2 separate regions of the Homo sapiens genome follow, and region 1 is linked to region 2. A link is a loop called in an ENCODE intact Hi-C map of the cell type or tissue named here. Cell type or tissue: dorsolateral prefrontal cortex. All regions are shown on one strand.

The links. A loop is a pair of places that touch in the nucleus more often than their neighbours do. Peaks named below come from ENCODE experiments on the same cell type or tissue, not always from the same donor. Only the 100,000 strongest peaks of a DNase experiment are listed, where the experiment ranks them.
Region 1: a loop joins it to region 2, with 2.6 times the contacts of the local background. A loop is called at or near these places in 3 of 110 quality-filtered maps.

Annotation. Positions count from the first base shown.
Region 1 is chr16:1,299,571-1,302,070 of GRCh38, forward strand. It overlaps UBE2I-AS1 (UBE2I antisense RNA 1), which reads right to left and starts at 35. Exons shown (of 2, transcript NR_198996.1): 1 at 1-35. RefSeq lists silencers at 1,407-1,556, 1,727-1,776. In dorsolateral prefrontal cortex, CTCF peaks have their summits at 1,489 (motif pointing right) and 1,692 (motif pointing left); a DNase peak (open chromatin) is centred at 1,501; H3K4me3 peaks cover 638 bases; H3K27me3 peaks cover 2,148 bases.
Region 2 is chr16:689,103-691,602 of GRCh38, forward strand. WDR24 (WD repeat domain 24) reads right to left here and starts at 1,296. Exons shown (of 9, transcript NM_032259.4): 1 at 58-1,296. The coding sequence starts at 538. RefSeq lists an enhancer at 1,177-1,724. In dorsolateral prefrontal cortex, a CTCF peak has its summit at 1,356; a DNase peak (open chromatin) is centred at 1,319; H3K4me3 peaks cover 1,840 bases; H3K27ac peaks cover 1,130 bases.

The DNA of each region.
Region 1 (2,500 bases), 610 kb after region 2:
CCCCCGCACCCGTCCCCCGGGGTGGGAGGACTACTGGACGGCCAGCGGCCAAACCTACGCATGTGACCTACAGCGTATTTCACCACGTCAGGTGAAACCTGAGAACCGCGGGGGCAAAGGTAGAACTTTTTTCTTTTTTCTTTTTTTTTTCCTTTCATGTCTAGTCCTGCAGAGATAACTTTTATTTTCTAAGTGAAATAATTTTTCCCTCTCAAGCTCTAAGTCTGTTTGATTCAGTCAATTGAATCCAGACATTTTCAGTCAACGGCCAGCAAGGTTCCGGCTGGTTCGTTCATTCATTCATTCATTCATTCATTGATTCATTCATTCATTGCACGGATAACTCACTAAGCACCCGCCACAGGTCAGGCACTGCTCCAGACACCAAGAATACGGCAGTGAACGCACAGGCAAATGTCCCTGCTCTCCTGGATCCGCAAGAGGGCACGACCCAGGGAACAGGTTTCAGAGCCAAATTACCCCAGCTTCCAAAAGGTTGAGAAATGCTGTGTAGCTAATGCCCCCCTGAAACGCCTGCACCTGTATACAGGTGCAGTGAACATGCCTGTGTACACCCGCTCCAGCGCACACACACTTACATAAGCGGGTGTAAAACGTGAGCGATTTCTGTAGCCCTGAAAGCCCGTCTAAGAAGCTGAAGTTTGTTTAAAAAAAAAAAAAATTTTAACAGTGCCAGGGTCGCGCGGGAGGCCGGGTGTGGTGGCTCACGCCTGTGATCCCAACACTTTGGGAGGCTGAGGCAGGCGGATCACCTGAGGTCAAGAGATGGAGACCAGCCCTGGCCAACATGGCAAAACCCCATCTCTACTAAAAATGCAAAAGATGAGCCAGGCCTGGTGGGCGCCTGTAATCCCAGCTACGTGGGAGGCTGAGGCACAAGAATCACTTGAACCCAGGAGGCAGAGATTGCAGTGAGCCGAGAACATGCCATTGCACTCCAGCCTGGTCCATAAGAGCGAAACTCAGTCTTAAAAAATAAAAAAAAGCATCAGTCTACCTTGCTAAGAAGCTGAAGTTTCACACGTCGGCTTCAGATGGCGGCTACAGCATCTGACCCACCGTCCACGCGCATGGGAATCCCAGGAGCCCAACCCCACCTGGCTGCAGCCCCATGTCAGGAGACCTGGTCCAACCCGCTGCCCCGCCTCCCCACGCCCTCCTGCTGGGTGGGGTGAGGGCTGAGAGCCCACACGCCCCGGTGTGCGACTCTGCAGAGGAGTGACTGCAGGTCTGCCTGCCCTGCCTCAAGCATCTTAGACACCAGTCAGTGCCCCACTGTCCTGGCCAAAGCGTGTCCTTCGTGCCCCAACACAAGCACAGCCCACTCTGCAGGCGCGGCTCTGGGCTCAGGCATCCGGTGTCCCTGGAGGGGTCTCCACAGGCTCAGGCAGAGCCCCTCCCGGGGGCGGCCCCACGGTGACACCCACTCCAGGGCCATGGCCGTGTCCCCTGAGGCACCAGCGTTTCACGGCAGGGCCAGCAGGGGGCGGCAGGCAGCCCAGGAGGCGGACGGACTCCCGGCAGCTCTGCCCGGCTGGCCGTCTGTGGAGCCCTGTTGACAAACCTCCCCTGGTCTCCTGCTCCAGCGTCCACCCCGCCGCAGGCCCCTCTGCTGACCCCTGCTGCCGTCGCTTGGGTCCCGGCACAGCCCTCTTGCCTCTGCCCGCCCCCTCCCGGGCCGCCTCCTCATGGGGCTTCACGCACCTGCCCAGCCGGGACAGCCAGGTCTGCACTCCACCGGGTCCCAGGCTCCGGGAGCCCAGCAGGACCCAACCTGAGCTCCCCCCTCGACCCTCGGCCACCCAGACCTGCGGACCCGGCATCCCCCAGCCACGCAAACGCTAGGCCAGGGGGTCACCCTGGACTCCCCCTGCCCTCCCACTCCCTGCAAGTCTGAGTCCCAGGTACCCCTCCATCCACCTCTCTGCGTGGCCCTGTCCACACCACCGAGCCCCCACACCCCAGATTTCTGCAGGAGTTCGGCTGAGAGGTTTCCCGCGAGGGTCCTGCCCCTCCCAGCTGCTCCACAGCTCTGATCCAAGCAGAATGCCAATCGCTTGTGTTATGAAGACCCTACTCTGGTGCCCCTCTGCCGGCAGGGGGGAGTCCGAATTCCTTGCTGGGCTCGATTCAGGCAGCCCCCACCCCTGAGCCCTCAGCCTGGCCATTCTGAACCACGCCCTGGCCCACTCTCTCTGACCTCACCCTTCACCGCTGCATCCCGGAAACTCCATGCCCACCTCAATGCCACCTCCTCTAGGAAGGCTGCCCGGACCTGTGAGGGTGTTGGGGCCTCTTTCACTGTCCTCACAATAGTGTGGCTCTGGCTCTGCAGCAACTCCCCCCTTGCTGACCATCTCCCCAGCGGCCTGTCAGCTCAGGACGGAGGTGGTGGCCGGAATGGATCCTCCTTTACCCCAGCACGGTGCTGGCCCAGCATGAACACACATTCAGGGAGCTTCTGCTGTCTTGAAAACAA
Region 2 (2,500 bases):
ACAGGCTGGGCACCGGCAGAGACGCCCACCTGCCCTGACCTGCCTCTGTGGCCTCACCCGAGAAGGTGCTGACAGAGTCCTTTCTGCGGAGGTCAAAGCACTTCATGAAGCCATCCTGGGAGCCACTGAGCAGCACGTGGGCTTCGGTGGGGTGGAAGCAGACTTTGTTTACCGTGCGCTTGTGTTCTGTGAACAGCTGGTCCTGCTTGTTGCGGGATGGCCGGCCCAGGTTCCACGTGACCACCACGCCATTGGTGGCTGCTGTGGCCAGCAGGTTCTCATCCATCTGGTGCCAGACCACGTCAGCACAGCTCAGGTTAAGCGAAGGCTTGCGCCCCACACGCAGGTTCAGCTTTTCCACGAACTGTTCCTCCTCGATGGCATAGATCTTGAAGATGCTACGGCCTGCCACGACCACCTGGGCTGCGTCGCGGCACACACTGATGGCATTGGCGGGAGCATCCAGGTGGCAGTGCATGGTGCGGCCTGTCAGCACGCTGCCACCCAGGGCTGTGGTCACACGGGACATCTTCTCCATGGCTGCACAGGTGATGAGGTCAGGGGTCAGGAGGTCAGTGAGGTGGGCTGGCCTGGTCAGCCTGGGTGGGTCATCAGTTCAGACCTTCCACCCAGGTTGGGACCCCAGAACTGCTTGGTCCCGGGCTGGTCAGTCTTAGTGAGCCAATCCAGGGCTGTCTATCAGCCAATCAGCCTGACAGGCAAGCTCAAATTCACTGGAGTCTGTCAGTCCAGCCCATCACCCTGGCTGAGCGGTGAGGGGACTTCCTAGCTTCCCTTAGGCCTGTCAGTTTCATGTCTGACTTCCACGGAAGACTCTAGCTGGACATTCCCGGCCCAGGCCACCTCTCGGTACCCCCATCAGCCAGATCTGGGCAGTCACTAAACGCTCGGTCAGTCAATCCCAGCAGGGGAGCGAGGAGACTCCCGCCGTCCACACTGTCAGCCCTGAGGGCGGCGGGGCTCTAGGGAGGAACAAAAGAGGGGAGGGAACAGAGGGCTAGAGGGGCCCGGGGACTCAGGCGATAGACGCGGGAAGGGCCCAGAGGGACGTCAAGGACCGAGCTACTTAAGGAGCTCGAGGTGTCTGGCGGGACCGGAGGCAGGAGAGAAGCCGGCGACCCCGGAGTACAGGGTTCCTGGGAGCGGCGCAGTGGCGCGGGGGAGCGGACGCTGCGGGACGAGAACCAGAGGGCCCGGGGCAGCCCTTCTCCCCCGCGCGAACCCCAATCTTTTACTAAAAGCGCACGGTTGTCCGGAACCGCCGCGCCGGAAGCCGCTGTCTTTCCCGTCCCTCGCCGGAAGTGGTCCTCTTCTTACCCATCCCTCTCAGGAAGTGGGCACAAACTCTCGCCCGACACCACGAAAGTTCCGGGTCAGGGAGCTGCGTTGGCAGAGGCCAGGAGGGGCCCGGGATTGGGGTCTGCGGGCCGCCCTGGGCGTTGCCATTGCGCTGCGGTGCTGTGCTTGTGTGATTGGTTTATTTATTTATTTATTTAAACGGAGTCTCGCTCTGTCGCCCAGGCTGGAGTACAGTGGCGCGACCTTGGCTCATTGCAACCTCCACCTCCCAGGTTCAAGCGATTCTCCCGCCTCAGCCTCCCAAGTAGCTGGCACTACAGGCGCCCGCCACCACGCCCGGCTAATTTGGCTAATTTTGTATTTTTGGTAGACACGGGGTTTCACCGTGTTGGCCAGGCTGGTCTTAAAACTACTGAACTCAAGCGATCCTCTGGCGTCAGCCTCCTGAAGTGCTGGGAATGCAGGTGTGAGCCACCGCGCCTGGCCTGTTTTTTAAGTCTCAATTTCAGTATTTTAATGCCATCACCTATTTTAATCCCCAGGTCCATCATGACATCTGGTCATCCCTAGACAAGTTCCGAGTGCCCCCAGTCTTCCCCTCCTTCCTCACTCCTCGACCTCGGGAGCAGCCTCCCAACGGCTTTCCTGGGTCCGTCTTTCCCCTTTGATCAGAAACCCGCACAGAAGTCAGGCACCAGGTCTTCTGCCTGAGGCCTCTGGCAGCTCCCACTATGCTGTGAATGAACCCCAACTCCTGGCCTCCGCCTTCCCCTGCCCACCTCCAGCCATGGCAGCCTCCACCCCCATTCCCAGCCCACCAAGCCCTTTCCTGCCTCAGGGACATTGTACGTGCGTGCGATGCCTCCTCCACAGAGCGGACCTCCCTGACCACTGCCCTAATGGGCTTCTCCATCACTGTGGCCTCCACGGCACTTGTCACCACCCATTCGTTTGTTTACTGGTTGTTGTCGGTCACATACGAGTGTGAATTCCACCAAGGCAGGAATCACATTCTGGCTCAATCCCCACCGAATGCCCAGTGCCTGACACACCTGTTCAACCAGTTGCTCTCGTTCTTTTTTTTAAAAAACTTTTTGAGACGGAGTTTCGCTCTTGTTGCCCAGGCTGGAGTGCAATGGTGCAATCTTGGCTCACCGCAACCTCCGCCTCCTGGGTTCAA